Regions from separate parts of the Homo sapiens genome. Here region 1 is linked to region 2. Evidence: read pairs that join two places in POLR2A ChIA-PET (ENCODE). Cell type or tissue: A673. All regions are shown on one strand.

The links. ChIA-PET counts read pairs that join two places held together with the same protein. Peaks named below come from ENCODE experiments on the same cell type or tissue, not always from the same donor. Only the 100,000 strongest peaks of a DNase experiment are listed, where the experiment ranks them.
Region 1: POLR2A ChIA-PET joins it to region 2 with 6 read pairs; 4 of 35 experiments call an interaction of 5 or more read pairs at or near these places.

The regions. Positions count from the first base shown.
Region 1 is chr19:18,216,239-18,221,238 of GRCh38, forward strand. It overlaps PDE4C (phosphodiesterase 4C), which reads right to left. Exons shown (of 15, transcript NM_001098818.4): 4 at 4,867-4,940; 5 at 4,636-4,685; 6 at 4,165-4,277; 7 at 3,988-4,081; 8 at 2,996-3,159; 9 at 2,702-2,800; 10 at 2,096-2,260; 11 at 1,911-2,010; 12 at 503-657. Among named protein-coding and RNA genes, the nearest start is that of PDE4C, 7.7 kb to the right of the region's middle. RefSeq lists an enhancer at 3,051-4,250. In A673, no CTCF peak of the experiment used is centred here; no DNase peak of the experiment used is centred here.
Region 2 is chr19:17,961,805-17,966,804 of GRCh38, forward strand. It overlaps a transcript of KCNN1 not described here. Among named protein-coding and RNA genes, the nearest start is that of KCNN1, 2.8 kb to the right of the region's middle. RefSeq lists enhancers at 550-1,122, 4,290-5,000. In A673, no CTCF peak of the experiment used is centred here; DNase peaks (open chromatin) are centred at 526, 2,747, 4,087 and 4,217; H3K27ac peaks cover 4,242 bases.

The sequences.
Region 1 (5,000 bases), 250 kb after region 2:
GGGTTTGGGCAGTCACTAGCCCCTTTTTTTTTTTTTTTGAGATGGAGTCTCACTCTGTTGCTGAGACTGGAGTGCAGTGGTGCGATCTCAGCTCACTAGCTCACTAGCTCACTACAGCCTCCGCCTCCTGGGTTCTAGCAATTCTCCTGCCTCAGTCTCCCAAGTAGCTGGGATGACAGGTGCACACCACCACACCCAGCTAATTTTTGTATTTTTAGTAGAGACGAGGTTTCACCATGTTGGTCAGGCTGGTCTCGAACTCCTGACCTCAGGTGATTCGCCCGCCTCTGCTTCCCAAAGTGTTAGGATTACAGGCATGAGCCACCGCCCCTGGCCCCACTGTTCCATTTCACAGATGAGGAAGCTCAGACAGAGTGAGGACATGCCTGGGTCTGGATGAACCGCCGGCCATGCCAATATCACCCCACCCTGCTGTCTGCAGATGAGAAGGATGCCCCGCTCCCCTCTGCCCCTCCCGCCCCGCTTACTGCCCTGGCCTCACCATGTCAATGACCATCCTGCGCAGACTCAGTCGCTGCTTGGCGCTGAGGTTCTGGAAGATATCGCAGTTCTCTGCCTGCAGCAGCTTGAAGCCCACAGCCAGGTGATGGTTCTCCAGCACCGAGGCGTCGTTGTACATAAGCGCCAGCTCTGAGTCTGTGAGGGTATGGGACTGAGAGCCCCAAGATCCACCCGCCCCACCCACTCTACCCAAAAGCAGCTTTTGGAAATCCTTAGCAAACTCCTACCCATGCGTTGAAGGCCCAACTCTAGCATGCCCTCCTGTAAGAAACCATCCAGGTCCCTGGCGCTTCCCTGACTGCAGGGCTAGGGTTGTCTGTGTTTGGCTCTGCCTACCCAAGACTGGGAAGGCTCCTCATGGACCCCCTATGGCCAGTGACAGTGAGTACTCAGTAATGTTTTTTTTTTTTCTTTTTCTTTTTTAGAGACAGGGTCTTGCTGTCACCCAGGCTGGAGTGCAGTGGTGCAATCACGGTTCCCTGCAGCCTCAACCTCCTGGCCTCAAGTGATCCTCCCATCTCAGCCTCCTGAGTAGTTGGGATTACAGGTGTGTGCCACCACCCTTGACTAATTTTTGTTATTTTTTTGAGAGACAGGGTCTCACTGTATTGCCCAGGCTGGTCTCGAACTCCTGGCTTCAAGCAATCCTCCCACTTCGGCCTCCCACAATGTTGGGATTACAGGTGTGAGCCATGGCACCCAGTCTCTGGACTCTAGGTCCTTTTGAGTGAGGGGCCTCCACTCTCACCCCCAGCACTCCAGGGCTTGTACACAAAAGGTGCCCAATAATTGCCTGTCAACTGAGTTTTTCAGATTCCTCATAGGATCCTAAACTTTAAGATCTTGGTGGAACTGTCTGGGCGCGGTGGCTCGTGCCTGTAATCCCAGCACTTTGGGAGGCTGAGGCAGACAGATCGCTTGAGGCCAGGAGTTTGAGACCAGCCTGGGTAACAGAGCGAAACCCTGTCTCTACGAAAAATACAAAAATTAGCCAGGCATGGTAGTGTGTGCCTGTAATCCCAGCTACTCGGGAGGCTGAGGCTAGACAATCGCTTGAACCTGGGAGGTAGAGGTTGCAGTGAGCCGAAATCGCGCCACTGCACTCCAGCCTGGGTGACAGAGCAAGACACTGTCTTTAAAAATAAATAAATAAAGGTCTTGGTGGAACCAGATCAGCTCTGCCACAGCTCATTATTCTGTCATTTGTTGGCACCTACTGTGTACCCAGACCTGCTCCAAGACCCTGAAGGGAGGGAAAACTGTCATAGTCATTTCATAGACAGGGAGACTGGGCTCAGGGCAGATGGGAACCCCCTGAGATCACCTGGTGGACAGGGTGGAGGCAGGGTCCACCTCTTCTCCTGCACCCACTTCCCACTCCTACTTACTGGTGTTAATCAGAAACTGGTTGGAGACCCCAGGATGGTCCACGTCGTGGATGGCGCTTGCAAAGAGGGCAGCCAGGATTTCCAAGTCTGTGAACACAGCCTGAGCAGGCAGAGGGCACAGGCGGTGAGGGGCGGGTTCTCTGGGCCCTGCACCCGCCCACCTGCCTGCAGTCATGGCGCAGTACCTCGAGGGCGGGCGTAGCCAGCAGCACATGCGTGGACTGGGCCACGTCGGCGGCATGTAGGCTGTTGTGGTAGGCCACATTGGCGTGGTAGTGACCTTCCAGCATCAGCAGGTAGGTGGCCAGTGTGTCTGCTGGGATCTGGAATGTCTTCAGCAGGTCCCGCTCCTGGTCCATCACAGACCCTGGCTCAGGGCCTTGGCCTTGGGGCTGCAGCACACGCTGTTCCTACCCCTCTCTTCTGAACTCCTATCTATGCCTCAAGCACCTGCTCCTCTGAGATGCCCTCTGTGCTCTCCTGAACTCCTCCACTCTGTGTTATTTGGTGGTCCATCCCTGACCCTACAGGACTGGGGGTGTCTCTGTCCAGCTCTTCTCTCCAGATTTCTCTCCTCTTCAGGGCCAGGGGCCGGGCCAGGGCTGAGGCTTCTGGACAACAAACTGTTCATCTGAGTGAACTCCTATTCATCCTTCAATACCCTGCTCAAATTATCCCCTTCAGAAATGTCAGGGAGGATTTGAAAAATGAGTGTCCCTGAGGTCTGTGGTAGGAAGCAGTGAGGGAAACCCCAGGAGTTTTTCCTTGGAAGCCAAGGGCAGGGTAGGTACCTGAAAAATGCTGAATATGATAGCTGTGAGGGGCCGGTTCCCACTTAGCTCCGCCACCTTGAACACATCAAGTCCCCACTTGTTGGTGTCTTCTAGCTCCTAAGATATGAAGGGCTGAAGCTTAATTAACCCCAGCCCAACTTCCCCAGACTCTAGAGCCTCCATCCTCCCACCCCAGGTTCCACAGTGAGCCCCAACTGCCCAGTATATAGGTGGGCAAACAGGCCCGAGATAGGGCATCCAGACAGAGCCAGGGACCAAACCTTGATCTTGGCATTGTGGTTGGGGACCCACCTTGGCCAGTTGCTCCTCCTGGTCAGTCTGGACCCCAAAGCGTGGGACAGTGGCTGAGGAGAGGCTGGCACTGTGGCAGAGCCCATGTAGGCCACTGATCCGGGACATGGGCTGTGGGGCCTCCTCAGCGGTCACCTTGGGCAGCTCCACCTCGGTCTGCTGGTCTGCGGATGGGCCAGGGTGAAGCTCAGAGAAGCCGATTTCACCTGCTGGGGCCTGGCCTCAGGACCTGAATTTTGCCAAACCCCAGAATCAACCTATTTCCCTTTCTACAGGAACCAAAGTAAGTTCGGAGTAAAGACCCTGTCGGCCGGACGCAGTGGCTCACGCCTGTAATCCCAGTGCTTTGGGAGGTCGAGGTGGGCAGATCACTTGAGGTCAGGAGTTCGAGACCAGTCTGAGCAATACGGTGAAACCCCATCGCTACTAAAAATACAAAAATTAGTCACGTATGGTGGCAGGCACCTGTAACCCCAGCTACTCAGGAGGCTGAGGTGGGAGAATTGCTTGAACCCAGGAGGCGGAGGTTGCAGTGGCTGAGATTGCACCACTGCACTCCCGCCTAGGCAACAAAGTGAAACTCTGTATCAAAAAAAAAAAAAAGATCCTGTCTTGCCTGTAGCTACCTACCCCTCTCCTCTGTTCACAGCTGATCTCAGTAAACCCTTCTGCTAGGCTTGGCCCCTGGGTGCCTGGGGCTCAGCATTTTCCCCCAAACAGCCTAATGTCCTTTCCGTCTCCCAAGCTAGTGTCTGGTTCCCTCCATCTCCTCCTAGGCAAATTTCTACTCATGCTTCAAAACCGTAGCTTTAATGTCCCCTGCTCCTGGAAGTTCCCCTTGTTCCTCCCTCTGATCCAGCCCTGACTCATGGGGGCTGAAGGTGTCTGTGTCTGGCTGTATCTCCCCCAGACTGAGGTCTATCATAGGAATCTTTCTTTTGTTTCTTAGTACTCCTAAAATGTCGTCCAGGCAGTGACTCAACAAAGCTCACCCAGGAAGGTCCGGGAGATGTACTCGGACACCTGGTTCCCGGAGCGGCTGGTTTCGGACAGGTGGGTCAACTCCCGGTTCAGGATCCGCTTGAACTGGGGCGGAGAGAAGGTGAAGACCGTGATGATGGGGCACCGTGGGCCGAGGCAGGTGAGCTCAGCGATCTGCCCCACCTCACCTTGTTGGAGGCCATCTCCCCCACCGAGTGCCGGGTCTGCAGCGTCTCCAACTGATCCAGGCACCAGTCCAGCTCGTCTAGCGTCTCCAATGCCAGCTTCTGCCCCGTGTCCTCTGGGAGCCGAGGCAGTCAGGGGCCTGCCCAACCCCCCCGCTCAGGGACCCCACGCCTCTCGCGACTTCGTCTCTTCATCTGGACCCTGAAACTGTTCCCACGGGGGCCACCCAGGACTCCTGGACCCAAGTTCCAGATCTGTTCCCCGAGTGCCTGTGTGACCATGAGATCTCTGGGCCTCAGCCTCCTCATCTGTAATATGAGTGTGGTGGGGTCCATCCCCGAGGGCGTTATTGTTTTTGCAGGGGCGGGGCTACAATTAGCCCCAGTATAAGGGGCTCATGGACTGGGGAGGTCACTATGGAAAGGAAGCTCCCAGCTGTCCTCAGCGGGGGAGGGAAGGAACAGGTACTTTACCTGCAGGAGGGAGCTGATTGCTGGATGAAGGGTTTCCGACGGGTCCCTGCCTGCGGTACAGCAGCCTCAGGCGTGGCTGCTCCGCCCATCTCGCCCCGCCCCCAAGTCCACCAGGCCCCGCCCCTCAAACCCACCTGGAGGCGCCGGAGCCCCAGCCTCAATTTGCAGCCCGCTTTCCGCCCACCTTGTCTCTGCCGGCCCCGCCCCCGCCCCGCCCCGCCCTCTACCTACTTGGCTGCTCCTAGGCATTGCTGGCGGGCAAGGGCCGCCACGTTGCTCCGAACGGTCCGCAGACTGGCCAGGACCTGTTGGGAGGAGGTGGTAGGCGGTGGGAAGGAGAGGCCGGATCCGGAGGGGGTCAGGGC
Region 2 (5,000 bases):
TCTCTAATTCCTGACCTCAGGTGATCCACCCGCCTCGGCCTCCCAAAGTGCTGGGATTACAGGCATGAGCCACTGAGCCTGGCCAAAAAAACCCCTATTTTCAAATAAGGTCCAAGGTTCTGGGGAGGACTCAAATTTTGGGGGGTCACGATTCAAACCAGTCCACCTGCGTAGCAAGACATTGGGGTTTGGAGTCAAACCTTTGCTCCTCTATGGAGCTGCCACAGTGGGGAGAGAGGGGTTCCCTGGAGCAAATTTATGGGATCGGTTGGACCCACTGGATGTGGGGGTGGTAAAGGAAGGAGGCTAGAGCCTTCTAGCCTGAGCGTGAGGAGGGAGGGGCGCTCATGTCTGAATGGACAGGATGGGACAGTCCCAGGGTGGGGCCGCTGGTGGGCATGACAGGGGCTCCCTGACAGCCTTGGATGCTTTTTGGGGACTCCTTGCTTATGATGGAGCTGCTACCCTGCCTGCCTGTCACGCCCAGGCTCCCACTTCCTGCTCTAGGGCTGAGAACACAGCAGGCAGCCCATGGGGAGAACCGGGAAGGATCAGGCCCAGTCCCTCCCCTCCCATCCTGTGCCCCTTTTTCCTCCGTGTTCTGTCTGCAGGGCCCTTGTGTATTTATCATATCAAAGCCGGTCTTGTCTTCTGGCCTGAAACTGGGAGTCTGGGGGACTTTGTGTGTCTTTACCACCACAGTGTCCCTGCCTTAGAGTACAAGTCCTGCACACAGGAGGTGCTCAGTAGATGCTGATGGAAGGAATCCCAGGTCCCTGAATCCCGAGAGCTCAGGAACAAGCCCTCTGCGACACCTGCCCCAGCTCCCACCCTGGTATTCCCACTCCGCTTCCTGCCCCTGCAGTTCCCAGGAGCCCGAGGGAGCCAACACTCCAGATCTTGTTTTTTTTTTTTCTTTTTGAGATGGTGTCTTGCACTGTCACCCAGGCTGGAGTGCAGTGGCGTGACCTCGGCTCACTGCAACCTCTGCCTTCTGGGTTCAAGCGATCTTCTGCCTCAGCCTCCCGAGTAGGTGGGATTACAGCGCCACCACGCCTGGCTAATTTTTTGTATTTTTAGTAGAGATGGGGTTTCACTATGTTGGCCAGGCTGGTCTTGAACTCCTGACCTCATGATCCGCCTGTCTTGGCCTCCCAAAGTGCTGGGATTACAGGCGTGAGCCACCACGCCCAGGCTTTTTTTTTTTTTTTTTTTTTTTGAGACGGAGTCTTGCTCTGTCAAGCCCAGGCTGGAGTGCAGTGGCGCGATCTCGGTTCACTGCAAGCTCCGCCTCCTGGGTTCACGCCATTCTCCTGCCTCAGCCGCCAGAGTAGTTGGGATTACAGGCGCCCGCCACCACGCCACACCCGGCTAAGTTTTTTGTATTTTTAGTAAAGACGGGGTTTCACCGTGTTAGCCAGGATGGTCTCGATCTCCTGACCTCGTGATCCGCCTGCCTCAGCCTCCCAAAGTGCTGAGATTGCAGGAGTGAGCCACTGCACCCGGCCACCTTTTTTTTTTTTTTTGAGATAGAGTCTCACTCTGTCGCCCAGGCTGTAGTGCAGTGGCACAGTCTTGGCTCACTGCAACCTCCACCTCCCAAGTTCAAGCGATTCTCCTGCCTCTCAGCCTCCCAAGTAGCTGGGATTACAGTTGCCCACCAACACACCCGGCTAATTTTTTGTATTTTTGGTAGAGACAGGGTTTTGCCATGTTGGCCAGGTTGGTCTCGAACTCCTGACCTCAGGTGATCTGCCCTCTTTGTCCTCCCGAAGTGCTGAGATTATAGGCATGAGCCACCACACCCAGCTCAAATGATTTCTCTTCTAAGAGACTTCCCTGACCACCCTAACTCAAGTCTCCCTGTCCTCGTTCTTAGTTCTTTCAACTTTTTTGGATCTCTTCCTGATACTTCTGATACTTTTTTTTTTTTTTTTGTGAGATAGGGTCTTGCTTTGTTGCCCAGGCTGGAGGGCAGAGGCATGATCACAGCTCACTGTGGTCTCCACCTCCTGGGCTCGAGCGATCTTCCTGCCTCAGCCGCCCGAAGGAGCTGGGACTACGGGCACATGGCTCCACGCCTAGCTAATTTTTAAAAAATTTTTGTAGAGACAGGGTCTCGCTATGTTGCCTAGGCTGGACAGTACTTTTGTGTATCTAAAATTCTCAGTTTTATTTCCCTCTTTGGAGAGGGTTGTCCCCCTCTTCTAGAAAGCCAGCTTCAAGAGGGGCACGGTTTGTATCTCTCTAGGGTGCTGCATTCCCCAGCACCAGGCTCAGAGAAGGGGCTATGTGGATATGTGAATGAATGAATGAATTAGTGAATGAATGAATGAATCAGTGAATAAATAAATGGCTGAATGAGTGAATATCTTACCCTTGCCATCCTGACACTCACTGGGGCCCAGGTTCCAGCTTCCATCCGGGCAGTCCGGGCTGGGTCCAAGATTTCAGTGGATGCACCTGTGGAGGGGTGCTGGGGATGGAGGTGTAGGGAGATGCTCGTGTGGCCAGGCCACTCCCTGCTCCGGCCACTACCTTTGTGTCCCTGAGCTCCTGTGAACGTCTTCCAGTTCTCTTGCACCCAGACCCTTAGACACTGCCCAGAGACCAGAGGCCCAGCCCTCAGGCCCCCTGCGGAGGGGCTTGCTCTCCAGCCGCCTCCACCATGCTTGACGTTTGCAGAGGACACAGCCTGTGCGCAAGGCAGTTTCCCAGGGCATGAGTCCCGGGGGCGTCTTGGCTGCCTGACAGGCTCACTTGCAGGCTTCTTGGGTCTCTTCCAGCCAACCATGGGCTGATGAGAGGCTCTGCCTGGAACGGAGACCCAGACAGCCCCCACCAGAAGTCCCACCTCCATCCAACCTTGACTCCCATTCATGCTGCCAACCTTGTCTCTGAGGGGTGGGATTCCAGCAGGTGGCAGGACTGACTCAGGTGGGAGGCAAGGCCGTTGATCACCAGATTGATTGTCCAAGTTCCACTTCTTGATGGGGGCAGTCCCCGATCCCTCAGGGCAGGTGAATGCAAAGGAGAACAAGCACAGGTCTTTTCAGAGGGAGAAGGTGGGTACAGGGGCTTCAGGGCGTGGGCAGGGGTGCAGGGGATTGGGGGCAGTGGAGTGCTGTGGCTGATGTTTTTGTGAATTTCGGGACAGTTACATGTTAGACTTGAATTCAAAAAGCATCTGGCCAGGCGCGGTGGCTCACGCCTGTAATCCCAGCACTTTGGGAGTGGATCGCTTGAGGTTAGGAGTTCGAGACCAGCCTGGCCAACATGGTGAAACCCCGTCTCTACTAAAATTACAAAAATTAGCCAGGTTTGGTGGTGCACGCCTGTAATCCCAGCTACATTGGAAGGCGGAGGCATGAGAATTGCTTGAACCCAGGAGGTGGAGGTTTAGAGGTTGCAATGAGTGGAGATCGTGCTGCTGCACTCCAGCCTGGGCGACAAAGTGAGACTCTGTCTCAAAAAAAAAAAAAGAAAGAAAAAAGCATCTGATGCTACAGCCTGTGCAAGCAGACCAGGGTCAGCCCGTGGGCATGGTATGCTTCTCGTGGCTCAGGGACTCCTGCAAGGGCTGGGTTGAGCTGTCAGGGGCCAGGAGCATTGAATGTGGTTCAGGGATGTGCCCAATCCTGAGGGAGCTGTGGGTGGCTCCAATGTTGTGCTTTAGAAAGGGGGGCTCCTGGTGGTCCAGGCAGGGGAACAGCAAGTGCAAAGGCCTGGAGGTGGGAACTGTGGCGAGGGGAGACTGAGAAGGCTTGGCTGGAGGTTGGAGTGCTGGTGAGTCAGTGGAGAGATGCAAGAGGGGTGGCTGGTTCTCAGGTGTGGCTGAAAACCCGCCCCTTCGGAGTCCCCACAACCCCTTTCTTGCTCTGCAGTGACTCTCAAAGCTGCTTGTGTCTGGTCAGATCACTCGTAACAGCCCCCTGTTACAGATCCTATCCAACCCCGCCTGGTACCTCTGTGGATCTGACCGGGACCACCCAGGCCTCTATTTCCTGATTGTCTCAGCCCTGGGCATTGTCACCACGGCCGGGCCTTGTGCAGAGCAGTCTGGACAGGCTGGGATGAGGAACGGGCTCTCCAGGGGAGGGAACAAAGGTCCTGTCTGAGACTCTGAGCCATCACCTGGCCCCTCTGTGACTCACCGCCACCCTCAGCCCATGCAGCTATCCCTCATTCATGCCTGCCTGCCTGCCTGCCTGCCTGCCTGCCTTCCTTCCTTCCTTCCTTCCTTCCTTCCTTCCTTCCTTCCTTCCTTCCTTCCTTCCTTCAGTCCAACTGTTTTCTGAGCTCCGCAGAGGAAACACAGAAGACAGCCTCCCTCAGGAATAAACACTCAGATGTTCCTGACCTGGGCCAAAGCTCTGGGCTGGGAAGAAAACAGATGGAGGGTGTGGGAGAGAGATAGGAGGTGGGATCTGCTGGCTCCAGGAAGCCCCCAGGCTGGTGGGGGACAGAGCTGAACACAGTCACCCCAAGCCTGGTGGGAACAGGGTGAGGCAGAGGCAGAGGCAGTAAGACTGGAAGAGGAGGAAGGAAGAGCTCCCTACCCACTGGTCCCCAAAGCTCCCTGGAGCCGCCATTAACTTTGAATGAATGAGTCGGCCAAGTTCAGCCTGGGTGCTGGGGGAAGGAGCACAGTTTTGGGGACCCCCAGCCCTGGTGATCCCAAACTCCCTGGGGCTCTGGCTTCCTGTCATCCTGGAAATGGGTGTTGGAGGTTAGGACTGGGTGGCCTGATCCAGACGGGCGTCTCTCCTCCCACAGAAGGTGGCCTCTAACCGAGTGCCCCAGCATGTACCCAGTCCCACCCCTGGAAGGCCCTACACCTGGCTCCCAGACACCCCCCAACTTGCAATCACCCTAGTCCCCCTCAAGGCTCCCCTATGCAGAGCTAGACCCCGGAGGAGGTCGTTTGAGGGGCAGGCATTGAGTTGCTTTGCAAAGTTGTCTTTCAGCTGATGCTTACGGGGAGGACAGTCCCCAGGCGT